Linked DNA regions of Homo sapiens: region 2 is linked to region 1. Evidence: chromatin loops called from intact Hi-C (ENCODE). Cell type or tissue: MCF 10A. All regions are shown on one strand. Links, peaks and the distances in the headings refer to the core of each region. The heading gives the core; the rest is flanking DNA. Region 1 has its middle 290 kb from the start of PRKD1. Region 2 overlaps LINC02326 (long intergenic non-protein coding RNA 2326).

Evidence for each region. Peaks named below come from ENCODE experiments on the same cell type or tissue, not always from the same donor. Only the 100,000 strongest peaks of a DNase experiment are listed, where the experiment ranks them.
Region 2: a loop joins it to region 1, with 6 times the contacts of the local background. A loop is called at or near these places in 7 of 110 quality-filtered maps.

What each region holds. Positions count from the first base shown.
Region 1 is chr14:30,209,703-30,220,059 of GRCh38, forward strand. No RefSeq gene overlaps it. Among named protein-coding and RNA genes, the nearest start is that of PRKD1, 290 kb to the left of the region's middle. In MCF 10A, for the core only: a CTCF peak has its summit at 4,965 (motif pointing left); DNase peaks (open chromatin) are centred at 1,119 and 4,949.
Region 2 is chr14:29,012,065-29,022,421 of GRCh38, forward strand. All of the region lies in intron 2 of LINC02326 (long intergenic non-protein coding RNA 2326), which reads right to left. It overlaps LOC107984685 (a long non-coding RNA gene), which reads left to right. Exons shown (of 11, transcript XR_007064101.1): 4 at 6,889-7,023; 5 at 9,216-9,288. Among named protein-coding and RNA genes, the nearest start is that of LINC02326, 48 kb to the right of the region's middle. In MCF 10A, for the core only: a CTCF peak has its summit at 4,437 (motif pointing right); no DNase peak of the experiment used is centred there.

The DNA of each region.
Region 1 (10,357 bases), core at 788-8,787:
TCCATGAGGACAGAGCTCTCACAGGCTAATTACATCTTAACAGTTCCCTTTTTAATATTGTCACAATGGCAATTACATTTCAACATGAGTTGTGGAGGGGACATTCAAACCATAGCAATAGGTATCTTGTTACTATGTCTTAAATTTATTTGGAAAATAAGGTTTTGGGGGGAGAATGACAAAAAGGGAGTCATATTGTGGCTTCTAAAGTAAGGACAATTTGCTCAATATGCCAGGTAGAAAGAGACGGTCCATTTGTTGAAACCTGCTAGATGATAGGCCACATGCTGGGCGCTTTCCTTGGTACACCTAGGTTCTTCCTCCTAACAATCATCTGAGGTGTTGCACAGGTTGGACAGTATGCCAAGGCCAGAACACTAGTCCCCAAAGCCTGAGCCCTTTCTAGAACCTTATGCTGTCTTGTCAGTACCACATACTGATCTGTTGACATTTGAGCTGTCTGGTAGAACTAAATAGAGAGTAAAGTAACTGAATGTACAGTTTAGTCCAGTTTTCATTTGGCCCAGCTACAGATACTTGAAAATGCCAATAACGTAAGTGAACAACTTGCCTAAAACCGTATGATAGTATTATTCCTATTAATTTGACTAAGCTGTGGAAATACAAGATTCACTATCCACACATACATACACAGACACACGGAGACACACACACACACACACACCCCACCACCACCACCACCACCGCTATGATACCATATACACAAAAACACACAGAATCCTTTGATTCTCATTCTTCTCCCTAAAACAGTTCAACTTCAAGCACATTGCTAAATGCAAAACTGATTATTTGGCAACTGAAGTAGTTTAGCCTGAGTTGCTAAGAGATCTGGTGCCTTAGAGATTCTCTTCTTAATTAGGCCCACAGATCTATTAATTCTATAGATGTGGTGCCTGCAAAGAAATGATCAGGTTTTCCAGAGCTGGTATCACAAATACGAAATGATAACATACAGGTATACATCACAAAGACTAAAGACCATAAGAAGATGGGACACTGGAACCAGGAACCAGGCTGCAGGGCCGCACTTCATTCCCACTCTGTGTTGCTGTGTGCTCTCCCTGGAATAGTCCCATGAAAGCATGTATTTCCCTGAACCTCTGACAGAGCAAGAGGTGAGTCATCAAAGTGAGAAAGGCCAAACCTTAAAGGCAAGAGCAGCTATAGAGGGGTTTGGGACATTGATAGAAGAACCACGAACCAGTAGTTTCATAATGGGCTAATCAGACCTGAGACCAAGCGAAGCTGTACCTCAAACCTCAGACCAATCTAGTGGGATAATGCTTGAGAATGTGGAACTGGGATCCTGCCCTTTCTCTCTTCTCCATCACTCCATAAGATTAAAAAATAATAATAATAACAATGTGCTTTTGATCGTTTCACCTCTTTCTCAAACTATTTTCTTCATTTATGAAAGCAGGCACTAAATGTAAGTGTGGGCTTCAGGCACAATCTTTGTGCAGTAAAATTAATTTGCACTGTCAGGTTTAATCTCAGTCTGTGAGAGACTTCCTTTGCCCCTTTCCTGAGGGCATGTGCACACACACTCACACTCACACCCCTACGGGCTCATTTGAAGAGAGGCTTTTGTCATCTGTTCGAATTTGAGATTCAAAAAGGTCCCTAAGATTTACAAAGGAAACATAGAGGGCAGGAAAGACAGAACTTGGACACCCCATGCCTAGAATAAGCCATGCAGCTCTTGCATCCCTGAGCAGAAAGCTCCAACACTTGGCCTGGATCTCTGGTCTCTTATGATTGACTTTGGACTTTGATCTCTTAGTCTCTTGTCCTTGAGGAAAGCAGAAGTATTTCCACATTCTTGTGGCCCCACATAAAGGCTTAGAAGGAATTCTGAATCATTTCCTATTGAGAATTGTAACACCAACATAGCAGGGGGAACATTAGTATTTAAAATATTCTCACAACAAGATTTAAATTTTCCTTTTGGTTGGTTCCAAATTTCCATTGACTCTAACTTTAATTATAAACTGAATAAAGACAGTTTTAGAAATTTCTACCTCAGAGTGATTTTTCCATTTCTGCCCTCTTACTTATTCTGGGGAGCTTGGGGGATAGCAGTGGTGCCAATGTTGAGTGAAAATTAAGCAACCTAATGAATTATTCCTTGTTAATAATGTCTCTGGCAGGTAATAGCCATTTTTATAGACTTTTTCTAGAGACAATGCCTTATCCAAAATAAATGATTCTAATGATTGTACTATAGTAGGCCAGTAAGGGAAAAGTCTAAGGACTTTGTAGTATACTTCAAATCCTATCATATAGATGGTAACATATTGCCTATGGATAAGCCAACTGTGGGCTTATGTACACAGAAAGCAGAGAAGGGAAAAAAACCTCATTAATCTCTATGTTGAACGCTAGTTTAAAAAAATCACTAAGCATTTAAATGATTCATTCCACTGAATGCTAAGTAAGAGGAAATCAACCTACTTTTTTATGGTCTTTGCTTCTGATTTACATCACAGCCTATGCTATAAGCCTTCCAGACACCAACTGAGATTATACCTGGTGGTTGCTCATCTCCTGGGTAATATGATCAATTTGGACAGTGGTTGTTTACAACTAGCCCTTTGTGACCAGCTAAGAACGAGATGATGGACTCAGATCACTAAAATGGGCAATCAGCAGCCCCTGGGAATAAAGCAACACGGCGTCTTTGTTGGCTTTGAATGCCCGCATTGAAATAGGATGATTTCACCTGGTGCAGCACCTCCCAAAAGATAGCATCTCCACCTCCCTGCTCATGCTCAAGTGCCTGCAGATGGAATTAGACTGGAATGTGCCACCAGAGAAAGGCGTGACTACACAGAATTTACAGATTTAAATAGACATGTTGTGAGATGCAAGTAAACGGATATTATGTGATGACAAGCACTGCCCTCCTAGACCTGATGCTCTGGTTGGGAAACGTTACTTGCCCACGTGAAACAACCAGAGAATACAAGAAAACCTAAAAACAGGTGCTAAATTGTACAGCAATAGACTATACACTATAAGCGAAGGTTAGGGACAGTCTTGTTTTATAGATAGGATTTGAGGTAAGTTCTGCTCTTAAAATTGAGAGATCCCCTGGAATGAGGCAGAAGGTTGGCTGGGGCTGGACCAAATGAGGTTAATAGATGGACTCTGCTTTTCTTTACTCCATTCATTCAACAACTAAATGAAAAGCCTCTACGTGCCAGGCAGTTTGCACTGTGGTGGGTATATGATTTGGAGCAAAACACAGAAACCCAGGAAAAACAATGAGTGAAATGAGAGACATTTAGGCATATGAAGTAAAGAAATATCTGGAAAACAGCCCTTCCTTCGCCATAAGAAATTTGTATTCTGTCACTCTCTGTCCATATACACTCTCTCTATATATATAGTAGGACAAATGCTGTTTCAGTAGCATTCTTATATATGATATTTGCCCTATTTACAAACAAGAAACAAAATAAGAATAAATCAAAGTGAAATTTTCTTCCTTGGCACATTACAGGTTTTTATTCTACAGTTAGTGGAAAACTTCTTTATTTCTAAACTGTATTTACCAGATAAATAATCACATAGCACTTGAATTCAAACCTTTGATCTAAATTTCCCAGATTCCTGAGACCAAAATGTTTTCAGAAAAGAGCTTGAAATGGTATAAAATATGAAGCATTTTCTTTATAATTGTATGGTATAGTAAAAAAAGTTTAGGAATTAGAATCAAAATACTAGTTTTGAGTGCTGGAAATACCACTAATTGACTATGATCTAGGCAAATTATTAATAATTTCTAAATCTCAGTTCCTCACCTGCAAAAAAATCCAAATGGCAGGATCATTGTAAGAACCAAATAAGATATTGTGGATGAAAGTGTGTCAGGAACTATAAACCATTATACCAATAGTTATTATTATTAACATCATCTTTGTAATAAAGGAGATGTGTATTATGTTACATAGTGTTTGGGTTATTTTTGTTTTGGTTTGGTTTTGTGTTTTTTTAGATCTCTTTCATTACCCAGCACAATGCTTGGCACATAGTAGATGACAAATGTTTGTTCAATGAAAGAATGAATAAAAAGATAATGCTTCTGACCATATATATTGACAGGATGTGTGCTTTGAATTACTTTTCTAGAAGTGGTGAAGAATCTTTGTAGAGCTGGTTAAGTGGATTTTCCGTGTGCGATCCTGGGATTTTTTTTTTTGTTTGTTTTCTTCTTTTCTGTAGCATACCAACTGACTCTGACTGGAATCAAACCTATGCCCTTAGTGTCTCAGGTAGCAGTTGCTCTAACCAAGGAAGTGAATCAATCCAGACTAAAGAGAAAAGATGATAGTATATACTGAGCCTAGTCCTATAGGCTACAATGTGTGCAGGCTTCATAGGCCCACTTTCTAAATGATGAGTAAGAAAATGGGGAGGCATTATTTGCCTCTTTAAGAAAAGCACATATAATGAGCTCACACTTTCACCTTCCACCCATCAAAACAGTGAGTCAGAGAATCACAGAATGCTGCTTTCTTCCAAAGTCCCTTGTATCCAGACTTTCAGACATATCGTACCCCTCACTTCCCTAAATTTTCACCTCTATGGAATGCACACAGACATATGGGTAAATCAACAACAACCCTCAAGGAAGCTATAACCACCCAGCGTGTACATTTTGCAACTCTTTCAACTCGCTTCCCATCCTGCCCATCCCCTACACAAATCAGGTTTGAATGCCCAGGCTTGTCACCTGGTATACAAAAATGCAGTCTAACACTGTATTTATTAGCAACCCTTTTCCCTTATGTTTAATTTATTGTTACATTTTTTAAATGTACAAACAGTTATACCAGTTTTATACACAAAACCACAGGTACCGTTTTGTATCTGTCAAAATTCCAGCAGCCTGTGGAGAGAGACAGTTGAATAGATGTCCTATGCTGCCATCTAGTGCTTTTGTCAAGACACGGACTTGTTCATTTTTCTGGAAATGAGGAAACAAAGGCAGCTCAAGGCACCCAAATTCTGGAAGAGCTACTGATATGCATTATTAAACAGATGCATTTATGACACTTGGACCACATTCCCTGGAACCAAGCAACTTAACTTGTTTTCACACAATGGCAGCTTACACCCCTGCTCTTGACTGGCAAAGCTCTGGCCTACCCTGGAGGCACCTGGTTTAAATCCAAACTGACTGGGCAAGCAAAATGCCCCTCTGAGCCCCTTTCTACAGCTCCCATCTGGCCAAGGTTCTCTTGGCATGTCTCTTCCTCCAGGAGGGACAGTTTTATCTGAATGACTTGCCTATTACTTCAATTCTGATAGAAGGCACAAAGGAGTCAGATGGCTTAAAAAAATCATTATCTTTAAAATTGACTAAAACAGCAGCCATTTTCCTTATAGTGGCCAAAAGTGAAGCTTCTGAATTTGTCTTGCTCCTCAGCTCACGGGATTTGTGTCACTCGTTAGATCCCAGATCCTTTTCTGAATCCCCCCCTTTATCTTTTCTTGGATCTCAAAAGTACCTTTCTTCTCCTCAATTAATCAATCAGCACATCTCTGTGTTGCACACACGCTATGCTAAAAGCACTATATCAGACACCGGTTAGTGGGTGGATAAATCAAATGAAAATAACCTTTCCATCTGCGTCTCTGATCACTTCCTGCCTCTGGCCTCAAAGAAGCTTCACCATCCGCCTCCTTGCTACTCTTTAACCCTTTCCTCTTTCATGCTTCTTTTTCTTTTCCTTTAACTATACACAAACCTCTCTTCTAGTTAAAATAAATATAAGAACTTTACTTGAACCCTCCACACTTTCCTGCTACCAGCAAATTTCTTCCTTCCGTGGTTGTATCTTTTTGTATTTTTATCTCAATGAAATGGAGAATTCACTAACCCAATATGCTAATCTCCCAATATAGAATCAACCGCCTAACAAATTAGACGGTGTCCTTCCAACAAGACAGAGTGAGTATCTGTTAGGGCTGCAGCTCCTGAACGTGACTCCTGAAATGGAGAGGAGGTTATCATAGATGACCTCTGAGTTCCTCTGATTTCGATTCTGTCCTTTCTAAACTTTATTTTATTATAGTCTCTACTTCTGCAGCCACTCCCTACTTAACCATGCCTGTAAACTCATGACTTTCTCAAAAGGAAGTTAGCCTCTCTAGATGATCAGATTCCATTCCCCCTTCTTGAATTCATTGCTTCGTCATGACACCCTGATTACAACCCTTTCTTGAAGCACTCTCTATTCTATTCGCCAATTCTATTTATCAAATACCTCATTGTTTCCAATGGTTTTACTGATTTCTTCTCTTCCCTTATTGAGGACTATATCTAAACTTGGATTTTGTCCATATCTATGTCTGTGACTTTACAAACACATTTACTCACTCCCACTGTATCTTCACACAATGCTTCATGATGACAGTGATGGTGATCATGATAATTTGATCACATAATTCCACTTCCACAAAGGTCTTAAATCTTCCATTTCTACTGTGATTTTTCAAACTCTTTCCAAGCCCATACCATCATTTATCCGCATAGCAGAATAGTTCTTCTTGGTTGTCCCATCAACACTATAATAGTAAACTTTGGATTCATGATTCTCACCCTCAAAATGGCATACTTCCCAAGTTTGTCCATTACTATCAATGGCAACACCATGGCCAATCTTCAGCTAAGCTGAGTATCTTAGATTCGTTTTGGAGTTATCCTTCTTTAACTCCTGATATTTAATCTTTCCCCAAGACTTGCAAATTCCTTCTTCTTTATTTCATTCAAATATGCATCTTTATTTCCACTTCAGCAACCAGTTTACGATGAGGTTAAATCCTCATTGCCTTATGCCTGGGTTGCAGAGAAACTTCTAGGGCAGCTCTCCTAGCTTCCAGTTCCACTCCTGTACCAGTTCCTCTTACAAAGAAGTTTGGGTAGTCTTTCAACCAGTTTGCTGTCACGTAGCTTACCTGTTAAAAGTCATAATAGCTTCTTATTGCCTCTCAATATCACATCCATTTCTGTAGCCACACACATTCAAGGCCCTTCTCCAACTACATTTCATTTTCTTTCACTCGCTCCCTGAACGTGTCCCAAGTTCCAGTCAAATTCACTTTTCTAGCATTCTCTGCACAGGAATATTTTGCACACAACAGTCTTTCCCTCTGGAATGCTCATTCACTCCTTCCAAAAACTAGGTCTTATTAATTTCTCAAAATGCACACACACCTGATGGCAATCTAAGATGGATAACATCTGTCTTTGATCTCTCTTCTACTCTGAGATCCTCCTCAGTGGTCGCACTTTCAGGGAAATCTGGATGCTCATAAAAAGAATGTGAACAAGCCATTGTTTGATGGCCTCCATGACCCCAGTAGATAGATGGTTTCTGCTTTCTGGCCTACGTGCATGTTGTTGTGCCTTACCAGGAGAGCCACATGATGTCCAATTTATGTGGTTTGCTGCTGAGGCTGGATGCCCATGTCGTTTTCAGATTAGGAAGTTTTCTGGAATAGGATCTTCCATTATACCCTAGATGAGTGATGAAGATGAAGTAAGAGGACAATCCAAGAAGAACTTTTTGACATTGTGATTAATGCATCAATTTTGACAAAATCATTTTGATGTAGCTACTTTGACATCAAAATGGCACTTTCAATATGTAAGATCACTATTTTTCTTGTCATTACTAATTAACATGCAAAATCAATATCCTTGATCTTTACTACACTCTTAACTGTCAACATAATGTGTATTTTAAAACACTGAAAGTCAGAGGCTAAAATATTATGTCAAAACCATGTTTCCATGACAAAAAGTTCCTAGCATCAAAATGACTGTGCCAAAGCAGCCAGGTGTAAATCTCATGACAGAATTGCTTTGGGGTGAACTGGTGAGTATGGTATGAGAGGTGACAACAGAGCTCTGAGGAGAAGGCAGTAACATATCCATGGGTCTCAACTGGTAGCACAGACACCCAAGAGGAATCATGGCCAGTAGATATGGTTCTCAATGGAGAAGGTATTAGAGGTAGACTCGTAAGTCACTGGTCCCTCTAGCAAGTGGTCTTCTTTTGTTTTTTTGTGTGTGTTTGTTTGTTTTTTGAGACAGAGTCTTGCTCTGTCACCCAGGCTGGAGTGCAGTGGTGCGATCTCACCTCACTGCAACCTCCGCCTCCCAGGCTCAAGCAATTCTCATTCCTCAGCCTCCTGAGTAGCCACGGATGTTCTTTATGAGCTTAAAATGGATGGATAATTGGCCCCTGTGCAAGGGCTTAAGTTGCCTAATGCTCCTGTATCTATCACAGGCCCAAACCTGGCCATGAGTATTTATTCCTCTATCCTCCAAAGCTAAAAGCAATAATGGGAGAGAACATCCCAGCACCTTGGGAGGCCATTGTGGGCAGATCACTTGAGGTGTTTGAGGCCAGGAGTTTGAGACTGGCCTGGCCAACATAGCAAAACCCTGTCTCTAATAAAAAGTACCAAAATTAGCCAGATGTGGTGGCGCATACTTGTAGTCCCAGCTACTCAGGAGGCTGAGGCATGAGAATTGGCCAGGGGTATTCTTTATGAGCTTCAAATGGATGGGTAATTGGGCCCCTATGCAAGGGCTTAAATTACCTAGGAATGAGTATTTATTCCTCTATCCTCCAAAGCTAGTAGCAAAGTAATAGGAGAGAACATGGACAAGGGGGCTCTAACAGCATGATCATCAGCTTTATCAAGAGTGTGTTTTGTATTTCTTCCAAGAAAGTTTCTTGCAGATAGCTAATTTATTTTTTACCCTATCATATTCCAGCAGGTCTGTAACTAGAGTGGTACCCTGTACCCCATAATTGCTCCGTGTTAACAGTTCACAGATGAGTAACTTGTCCCTGGCAATTCAAAAAAGGCTACTGTAGTTTGAGATGATAGATATCCTTTTTCTCTAATAGAAAAAAAAGATGTGTGGGTAGGGAGGGAACATTATAAAAAAAAATTTTTTTTCATGTCATTTATTTGTTTACTTGTTTATTGCCTACCTCTCTCACCTCATTCTCATTAGAATGTTGGCTCCATGAGAGCCAGGACACTGCTTCTATTCATTGATGTTGTCCCAGTACTTTGCACATTGATTGGCACACAAATATTCAATAAATAATTATTAAGTAGACAATTATTTTTCCACCAGAGAAAGAGGGTCCCTTTGGACTAACAGTCCCAAAAAGGAATGGTTTGGTCCATTCCAAAACAGCTTTGTGATTAGCTATGTTTTTCTCTGGGCCTTTTACTGCTCAGAATCCCTGCCAGGGAAGAAATGCTAAAGCTCCCATCTTTTAAATATGTAGATCCCTGACATTTGGTTGCTTCATGAATTTTGCATTGCATAATGACAAGTGTTTAATTTTATAAACTGCTCCTGTAATAGATCATTTTCAAGGAGAGGCATAATCTGGAAATGCAGTGTAAAGTACTGTTGCCGAATTAGACAAATGTCTTCCCCGAGCCAGCGATCCTTTCCGTAGTAAATGTTTTCAAGCATTGACGGATTGGAAGCCATGGAAATAGTCTCAACACCCAGCTGGCTGACTGAGTCAGAAATGAGATGGCCCATGGATGCTTCTCTTTTCCAGGCTGCTGTGTACCAACCCCAGAGTATCTTGGGAGTAGAGAAAATAAAAACAATTGACTTGTTTCCTAAGACCCAAATGGACTTGCTCAGCCTGATTTTGAATTCTTTTTCCATTGCCACAAAAATTGAAGGTAGAGGTAGAAAAAGGGAATCGTGATTTCTGGGTTCTAAAAAGGATAGTTTGGTGCTTTATGGTCTATCTCAAGCATATATGCAATACCATGAGGCCAAAGAAAATGTCTCTAGAAAAGCTCGTGGTGATTTGAGGGTATAATGGGAGGAGAAGCCACACCAATGGGCCAAGTTATGGATAATCCATGCTTTGTGCTCCATGTTTCTGTCACTGTTTGGCCTCAGCAAACTCACTGACCCTCTCTGTTCCTTGGTTTCCTTGTACAAAAAATATGCTTAATATGCTTAATAGTGTTCCCTATTTAACAGAATTCTCATTAAGAAAGTTGAGATTAGCCTGGCCAGCATGGTGAAACCCTGTCTCTACTAAAAATACAAAAATTAGCCAGGTATGGTGGCAGACGCCTGTAATCTCAGCTACTTAGGAGGCTGAGGCAGGAAAATTGCTTGAACCCAAGAGGCAGATGTTGCAATGAGCCAAGATCATGCCATTGCGCACCAGCCTGGGCGACAAGAGCGAAACTCTGTCTCAAAAAAAAAAAAAAAAGTTATGAGATTAATCTTCAAAAGTCAGTGGTTGTAAAAACTGTATGG
Region 2 (10,357 bases), core at 1,130-9,129, 1.2 Mb before region 1:
AAATAAATAGAAAGATACCCCATGTTCAGGAATTGCAAGAATTAATATTGTAAAAATATCTATACCACCCAAAGTGATCTACAGATTAAATGCAATTCCTACCAAAATTCTCATGGTATTTTTCACAAAAGTAGAAAAATAATCCTAAAATCTTTATGGAAGCACAAAGCAACCTCAGATAGGCCAGACCAATTCTGAGCAAGATTCACAAAGCAGGAGCCATCACATTTCCTGATTTCAAAATGTATTACAGAGCTAAATAACCAAAACAGTGTGGCACTGGCATTAAAACAGACATCTAAAACAATGGAACAGAATATAGAGCCCAGAAATAAACCCACGCATATAGGGTCAACTGATTATTGACAGGGGTGCTAGGAATACACAATGGGGATAGAACAGTCTTCAATAAAAGGTGTTGGGAAAACTGGAAATCCATATGCAAAAGAATGAAATTGGACTCTTTTCTTACACCATACAAAATGTCAACTAAACATGGAGTGATAAACACTTAAAATGTAAGAGCTGAAACGGTAGAACTCCTAAAAGAAAACACAGGGGGAAAACACCTGGATTTTAAGTTTAGCAGATTACATCAAACTTTAAAGTTTCTCTACAGTAAAGAAAATAATCAATGAAATTAAAAGGCAACCTTGGAATGAGAGAAAATGTTTGCAATCTGAATATTGGATAAAGGGCTAATATTCAAAATATATAAGGAGCTCCAACAATGCAATAGCAAAAATAAGCAAACACACAAGAACCAAATAACCAGATAAGAAAATGGTAAAAGGACATGAATAGATATGCAAAGGACCAACAGATATATGGAAAGGTGCTCAATGTCACTAATCATCAGGGAAATGCAAATAAAAACCACAATGAGATATCACCTCACACCTGTTAGGATGGCTTTAATTAAAAAAAAATAGATGCTGGTGAGGATGTGGAAAAAGGGAACCCTTGGACACTGTTGGTGAGAATGTAAATTGGCATAGCCTCTATGGAAAACAGTAAGACTCATGCAGTTTCCTTGCATGTGGTTGGCCTTCTCTCTCAAACTTCCGTAATCACTCATTCCCCACTTCTTACCTACCTGCCTTGATGAGGTGATCTCTAAACTAGGACCTGTAGGATGTTAATTAGATTAAGAGAATAGCAAAGAATATTTTATACAATCTGACATGTGCAAAAATCCTGTGGCAGGAAGGATTGTAAAAAATGACCAGTGTAAGGTTGAAGTAGAAAGACAATGGGTATAAGCAGAGACTGGAAAGTAATATTGGCACCATAGAATGCAAAGCTTCATGGATCATATTATGGAGTTTTCCCCTTAACCTTAGGGCAATAGAAAACCACAGAAAAGTTTTAAATGTTGGGCACAGGAGGTTATATGGTGAGATATGCATTTTTTAAAAGTCCTTCTGTCTCAATTGGAGGGAAACTAGACTGAACACAGAAGATCAATTATGTTTCTTGCACAAATTAGGGGAAACAACATGGTGTATAGGAAGAACACAGAACCTAGAGTTGAGCAGACTTGAGATCAATCCAGATCCCAGCATTTCTATAACATTGTGAGGATATGTAAGAACATATAAAAAGCTTAACAAACATTAGTTCTCTTTCACCTCTCCCAAATTGGATTCTCCCCAACAAGGTGAGCAAATAACTATATGTTATGCAGAAAGCACATTCACTTTCAAATTTAAAACTTCACCCCAAGGCTTACATTTTTATATCTCAACATATTGTTTTTAATAGCTATAGTATTTCTTATCTTTATACTTTTTGCTTAACATAAAAAGTAAATTCCAGGCCTAAAACTTAATAAGTAGGTAGAGGTAAGCAGAGAAGATTACAATTTGGGCCAACCAGCATAAACTCTAACCCCTTAAACAATGCCTCCTTTTATGTACTGCACTTCATATGGGTATCAGAGTAGAACTGTGTAATGACAGCCCTAATAGCTACCAGTCGTAAAGAAACAACAGAGGAACAAATGTTGAGACTTGAAAGTTGGAAGGATCAATAGCTAGATAGCATTTGTTATATGAGAGCTGAAATTAGATCTTCAAAGAAATACTGCCGAAAGCAAAATTAATTAGGTAATTTAGTATACCTCCAAAATAACTTACTTTAAGATTTGAGTCCCAACATACACTATATATTTCTGTCACTACTAATCTCGTTTAAAGGATTTATCCAATCCAAACTTTGTTTATCTTCTGGCCATTTTATAGTTTAGGATACCCTCTCTAGTATAACTTTTATTAAATATCCTCTTTTTTGAGGATGTGTGTGTTTCAACTTCTCTGTGTAAGTTTCTTAAAGTCAGATAATATTTATCTTTTATCCCTAGCCTCTAGAAAATCATGTCGAACGTGGTGAATACTTACAGATATCAGTTGGCCAGGTAAACATGTCAATTAATTTGGAGAGTCTCTGTTTAAATACCATTCAAGTATTACCTCTTCTGAAAGTCCTTTACTATCTACTTTTATCTTTCTCTTTTTTTCTCCATGGTGTGTATTGTTTTCTGCATTTCTATTCATTGTGCACTTATCTGTTGCCTGTTTCCCTGACCAGAACATGTACTGCATGAGGGCAGGCACTTCGTATTCCTCTCATCTATATCCCCAGGGACTCACACAGAATAGATGCTCAAATATATTTGGTAAATGAATGAAATACAGATTTAGTGTTTTCTCAGTGTTAACTTTTCATATTTGTCAGTACTTGAAAATATGACAGCATTATTCTAGGAAATTGATATTATCTCATTATGATATATTAGGGCTCTCTAGAGAAAAAAAATATATAGTTTTTGTTATTTTTTCTTCAACTTTTAAGTTCAGAGGTACAGGTATAGGACATGCAGGTTTGTTACATATGTAAACAAGTGCCATGGTGGTTTGCTGCACAGACCAACCCATCACCTAGGTATTAAGCCCAGCAACCATTAGCTATTCTTCTTGATGCTCTCCCTCTCTCCACCCGACCCCCGCCTACAGGACCCAGTGTGTGTTGTTCCCTGCCATGTGTCCATGTGGTCTCATTATTCAGCTCCCACTTGTAAGTGAGAACATACCGTGTTTGGTTTTCTGTTCCTGCATTACTTTGCTGACCATAATCGCTTCCAGCTTCATCCATATCCCTACAAAGGACATAATAATCCATGGTGTATATGTGCTACCTTTTCTTTATCCAGTGTATCATTGATGGATATTTAAGTTGATTTCATGTCCGTGCTATTGTGAATTGTGCTGCAATGAAAATACACGTGCATGTATCTTTATAGCAGAATGATTCCTCTGGGTATGTACCCAGTAATGAATGACATTGCTGAGTCAATTTTTTCTGCCTCTAGGTCTTTGAGAAATCACCACACTGTCTTCCACAATGGTTGAACTAATTTACACTCCCACGAATGATGTAAAAGTGTTCTTTTTTCTCAGCAACTTCACCAGCATCTATAGTTTTTTGAATTTTTAATAATAGCTATTCTGACTGACATGAGATGGTATCTCATTGTGGTTTTGATTTGCATTTCTCTAATGATCAGTGATATTAAACTGTTTTTCATATGTTTATTGGCTGCATGTATGTCTTCTTTTGAGAAGTGTATGTTCATGTCCTCTGCTTGCTTTTTAATGGGGTTGTTTTTTTCTTGTAAATTTGTTTAAGTTCCTTATAGACTCTGGATATTAGACCTTTGTCAGATGGATAGATTGTGAAAATTTTCTTCCATTCTGTAGGTTGTCTGTTCACTCTGATGATAGTTTCTTTTGCTGTGGAAACAGTGTGTGTGTGTGTGTGTGTGTGTGTGTGTATATATATATATATATACACACACACACAGAGATGTATATATATATACATCTCTGTGTATATATATGTATGAATGTATATATATCACACATATACACACACAGTCTGTTGGTTCCCCCTTTCTCTCTCTTGAGGTAGATATACGGAAAGATTTAGATATATATCTCTATCTGTCCATCTAGAGACATTTATTTTAAGGAAATTATTTATGCATTTATGAGACCTGGAAAGTCTGAAATGTTCCGGACAGGCCCACACGCTGCTATTCTTGCAATTCCTTCTTCTTCCAAGGATCTCAGTCTTTTGTCTTAAAGCCTTCAACTGATTGGATGAGGCTCACCCACATTATGGGAGGTAATCTGCTTTACTCAAAATCAACTGATTTAAATACTAATCACATCTCATACCTTCAAAGAAACATCTAGCCTGGCATTTGGCCAAACAACTGAGCACTATAGCCTACCTAAGTTGACACATAAAATTAACCATCACATGGGAGAAGAAACCTAATATCTAAGTCTTCTTTCTATCCCCTGGATTGCCAACAGGGAGCCTAAAAACTGCTTGCACAGCTGCCGCCAGCAGAGGGCACCCTGAGGCACAGGTTTTGAGGGTCTTAAGTCTGTGCTCTACCTACTCTGCGTGGTCTGCAGCCCAACAGCACCTACACCACCTGGGACCTTGTTAGCGGTGCAGAATCTCAGGCCCCATCCCAGATCTAGTGAATTAGAAACTGCATGTTAACAAGGTCGCCACGGCATTACTATGCACGTTAAGCAACTGCAATGTTCTTCCCAGGAAATTCCAGACAAAGAAATCTATCTTAATATTCCACTCTCCATTTTGCATTATGGGCCACCACATAGGATAGAAAAGATACTTGTGCTGGTTGGCCTGTCTGCCTTTATTTAGGGAGAACACTTGGGCTCAATGAAAATCAGACGCATGAGAAGTAGGCATAGCCTTCACTTCAAGATAAGCCTTCAAGGAAGAAGCAGCCGGGTAGAAGGCCGACTGTGTTGCCTGTTGAAAGACAGGTTCTTGATATGAGTGCAACAGTTTCTAGCCACTGTGGCCTTGAAAAGTGTTTTTCCTTTGGATGTAGCTTCCTTATGTATATATTGGGACATTTGGATTAGCTCATAATCTTTAAACTGACTTCAAGCCCTGATATTCTGCTATTAGATGAAATAATATGCAGAAAAAAAAAACCTGTGAAAATGTGTGGTAAAAGGTAAGGTAATGATGAAGAGGACAACTGAATTTAGCTGCTGGGTGTTCTCATGGAAGAGGTAGCTTTTAACATATGGTATTATAGAATCACTGGTGTGCTTTGTTGCACAAGAAGAATTTCAAAGTCCCACAAAATGTCTACACATAAGATTTAACAAATTCTGAAATTTTATCTTTGAATTAAGAAAAAGTCAGTTTTTTAAACATATGCATACACTGATGAAGAGGCTTTTTTGAGAGACAATTTTTGCCTGGGTATAGATGGAGAGAGTATGCACACAGTTTGAATGAGATGGAAGAAGAATGAGAGTTTTTGGAGGAAATAAAATGGCTGAAAAATTAGATTTATATATATATATATACACATATATGTGTATATATATGTATATGTGTATATACGTGTATATACGTATATACGTGTATATATACGTGTATGTGTATATATGTATATGTGTATATATACGTATATGTATATATACATGTATATGTATATGTCTGTATATATGTATGTATGTCTACATACATATGTGTGTATATATGTATATACATATGTGTGTATATATACATATATACATATATACATGTGTGTATATATACATATATACATGTGTGTATATATACATATATACGTGTGTGTATATATACATATATACGTGTGTGTATATATACATATATACGTGTGTGTATATATACATATATACGTGTGTGTATATACATGTGTGTATATATACATGTGTGTATATATACATGTGTGTATATATACGTATATACATGTGTGTATATATACGTATATACGTGTGTATATATACGTATATACGTGTGTATATATACGTATATACATGTGTGTATATATACCTATATACATGTGTGTATATATACGTATATACGTACATGTGTGTATATATACGTATATACGTACATGTGTGTATATATACGTATATACGTACATGTGTGTATATATACGTATATACGTACATGTGTGTATATATACGTATATACGTACATGTGTGTATATATACGTATATACGTACATGTGTGTATATATACGTATATACGTACATGTGTGTATATACGTATATACGTATATGTATATACACTACATACATATATACATATATGTATATATGTATACATGTATGTATATATGTATATATACATATATGTATACACATGTATACACACAATGTGCACACATGCATACACATATATGTGTACATACACATGTATACACACGTATACACACATGTATACACACATATGTATACACACATATACGTATATGTATATATGTATACACACATGTATACAGATATGTATACATACATATATACGTATGTGTGTGTATATATATACATGTATATGTGTGTATGTATATGTGTGTATGTATATACATGTATATGTGTGTGTATATATATGAAAGAAGGTGCCAATCCAGGGTTTTGGGTTGAGTGCTTTGGGATACGCCACAATATAGGAATATGAGGTATGATGAGCAAGTGCTGGTCTCTAGAGTCTCAGAATTAACTGAAACCTAATTATTATATGATCTTAGGCCTGACTGTGATTGGAAACACTAGGATCTTCGATCGAGTTATTCTATGTAAATTTAACAAAATAAAGCTTCTAAGAAGGAACTGCACTAAAGATTTGATGGGTCATGAGATGAGGTGGTATAATTAATACATTCACCCAGGTGCATTGACTTCAGTGTGGGATTTCTTTCCTTCATCAACCACATTTATTCAATTAGCAAATCCCTTTTCTTCAAAATTGACCTTAATTCTCTCCTTAATTCTCTCTCTCTCTATGTTCCTCTATGTACAGGGCTACCTTAATGAGCAGCCAGGATGCCATCATCTCCGACCTGAATGACAATAACCTCCAAACCAGCCTTTGTATACTCCTTCCTGCTGCTCTGCAGTCCACTTCCACAGACCAGCCAACTGAATCTCCTTATAGGTAAAGCCCTGTCACACCTCTCCATTTTAAAATTTCCTATCAGACTTAGAATTCTAACTAAATTTGTTTCTGTGGCCAATCCTGTCTCTAATATCAGATTTCAATTTCCTGATCATTCAACATTTTATCAGACACATCGACCTCTGCCATTTGTCAAATACTAGATTCTTCTCTGCCCAAGAGTGTCTTCTTATGTAGGTATCTGCCCAAAACATCCTTTGCTGTTCTCCGTATGGTGGGCTACTTCTCACCTTCTAGGAAATATTGTGCTTTAAGCCATCAAATAATCTATTATTAGAAAGGATTTGAACTCACCATCCAACATGTCTTGAGTAAAAGGATAGACAACTATTTAATTCCAAATTTCCTTAGGCATATTCTGTTATTTATTTGGTTATCTTTGAAGTATAAGTCCAATATTTTCCTTTCTATGCACTCATTTCACTCATGAAAACTATAAATCAACAATGTTTTTGCGCTGTGTATTCATATGTACTGAGACTGCCATTTTCTCAAAGTACTCAGTGTATAAAAGCCAGGAATGCATACAAACTATTTAACAAGGAAAGAGGCTATTATGATTTTCAATCAACTGGCTGGATCCTTTGTTCTCTAAACACCTTTAAGTGACTTTTCTAAGAAAATTTTCCCACCCAAATTAGGGTAAGAGCTATGAATGTATAAAACAGGGAATGGGCATGGCAGAAGGAACCAGATTTACGTTGGTTTCACAGAAAGCCTTTCTGAGTGACATTTAAGCTTAGACCTAAAGTTTGAGAGGGAGTCAGCTAAGAAATAAGAAAAGGGAAGAGCATTTCAGACAGAGAAGAGCATGCCTAAAGATATTGAGGGAAGGAGTCTGGTATTTCCTAGGAGCTGAATGAGGAGGTGTGGGTGAAAAGCAGCAAACATAAGGGGTGGAGGAGACAGGGCTAGTAGATGAGAATAGGCAGGAGATAGATCTTTCAGTACTTGAGAGGACATGTTAGGAGACTTGGAGTTTATTTTAGCTGCCCTGGTTAGCCACTGGAAGTGTTAGGCAGGGAGTGACACGATCCTATTTGCTTTATAAGAATCTCACTATATTTACCCATATTCTACACAGATAAAAATATGTAAATTGATTTGCTCTGATCTTTCATCATGATTTACATGTTAAAGATTTCTGTGTTAGATATCAATTACTTCTGAAAACTAAAATTTCTTCTTTAATATTTAGTGAAGATCTTTGAGTGAAAGCAATACATGTAAACAGCTAGGGAAAATAAGGAAGAAAGTTACATTGTCACACTCAACATTTTAGACAAAACCATCTATGCTATCATTGTAGCACCTAAACAAGTCTAGACAGTTTCTATGTATTTCCAGATTTCTGTTTTTTGTTAATGTTTTAATATAATCATTTTCCTGTATTTAATAATTCTTCTTTTAACTAACACACTGCACAGCAATTTATTATATGGTTAGGTTATACATTACTGGGCAGTTAGGTTGTTTCTTTTTAAATTCTTTTGATTAAAAACATTTGGTGAGTAGTTTATTTATATATAGATATTTGACTATATTTCTAATTATTTTATTGGCTTAGATTCTCAGAAGTGGAATTATTGGGTTAAATACCACAGATGCTTTTAAAGACTTTGTTACGCTTGTGTTTGGGCATGCTTGTCATCCTATCCCAATACATGCACTGAACATTACATCTATTTCAAACCTTTAAAATTAGAAAGGTAGCTTTTGGCGTCTTCTAGAGGTTTTTTTATTGTTGTTTTAATTTTTATTTCTTCATTACCTTTGGTTTAAAAATTTTGTTTGTTAGTGATTTATACTACTTCTTTTCTAAATTATTCATGTCCTTTGAATATTCCTGTAAGGGGACTTATTAACATTTTGTTTGTTGATTTGTAAGTTCGTTATAAATATTTTCAGGTTCTTCTTTGGCTTGTTAATTTTGCTTGTAGGTTTTTGTGATTTGCAGATATATATTTTATATTTGAATGGAATCAGATCTAGAATTCTCCTTTATGAACATTGCTGTAAAGTCTAGAAAGTTTTTCTCCATCAAAATATTCAATGAGTTTTCATATCTATTTTCTTAGTTTTTTTGAACTATACAATTTAGACATAATCTTAGAATAATGTGTGATGTGATGATCAAAAATAAACATCTCAAGCAATTTTTTATTCAACAGATTCATAATGGCCATCAGCACAAAGATGTTTTATCTGCAGTCAACCAGTCATGTTTCATGATGGCATCAAAATGTGAGTACATTTTGTCTATGGGTTCCTGGAAATATGGTACTCTGGTGACCCCATAAAGAGCCAGTGTTTATTCTATAGGTTAGCACATATTCCCTTGGCAAAGACATCCACACAGAAGTGAGGTAGCAAGATCTCAAAGTGCAAAAGATAATGAAAGAACAAGACTTGTAGAACACAGCCTTGGATAATACTTAACAGGAGTGGATCAAAATATGAGGTCAATAAAAGATATTTAAAAAAGATTAGCAAGGAGAATGAAAATCAAGAGAATATGTTGTCATTATACAAAGGGAGAAATAAGAGCATGTAATCAACAGAGCCAAGTTAATGGTCATGGATGGTGCGCTTATCATATGATTAAAGAAAACAGCATCTGCCTTCATGGTGAAATATGCTTAAAAAGTGATTACATTTTTATTTTAAAAGGTTATATTTCATGTCTTCTTAAATAAAATCTTCTTATATAAAATATTTAACCTGGCTTTCAATATTGGGAAGAATTAGTGTGGGCGGAAGGAAGTTAAGTGGTGTTCTAAGGGAAAGATGGTGTATCCAAATGTGTACGTATACCCAGAATAGAGAATAGAATGAACACAGAACTAAACATGTTCTGTCTGTGGACTATAATTTTAATTTCAAACCCCCTTGAAAGGTCCATGAAAGAGAGACGTGCAGTGCGGACTTCAAATATATGACATGTGAACATTTATACATAAATATGTATTCATTTATTAGGACAATAAAGAATTTTATTTCTTTCTTTTTTCATAAATTATACTTTAAGTTCTGGGATACATGTGCAGAATGTGCAGGTTTGTTACATAGGTACACATGTGCCATGGTGGTTTGCTGCACCCATCAACCAGTCATCTATATCAGGTATTTCTCCTAATGCCATCCCTCCCCTTGCCCTTGACGCCCCCTGACAGGCCTTAGTGTGTGATGTTCCCCTCCCTGTGCCCATGTATTCACATTGTTCAACTCCCACTTATGAGTCAGAGCATGCGCTGTTCAGTTTTCTGTTCCTGTGTTAGTTTGCTGAGAATGATGGTTTCCAGTTTCATCCATA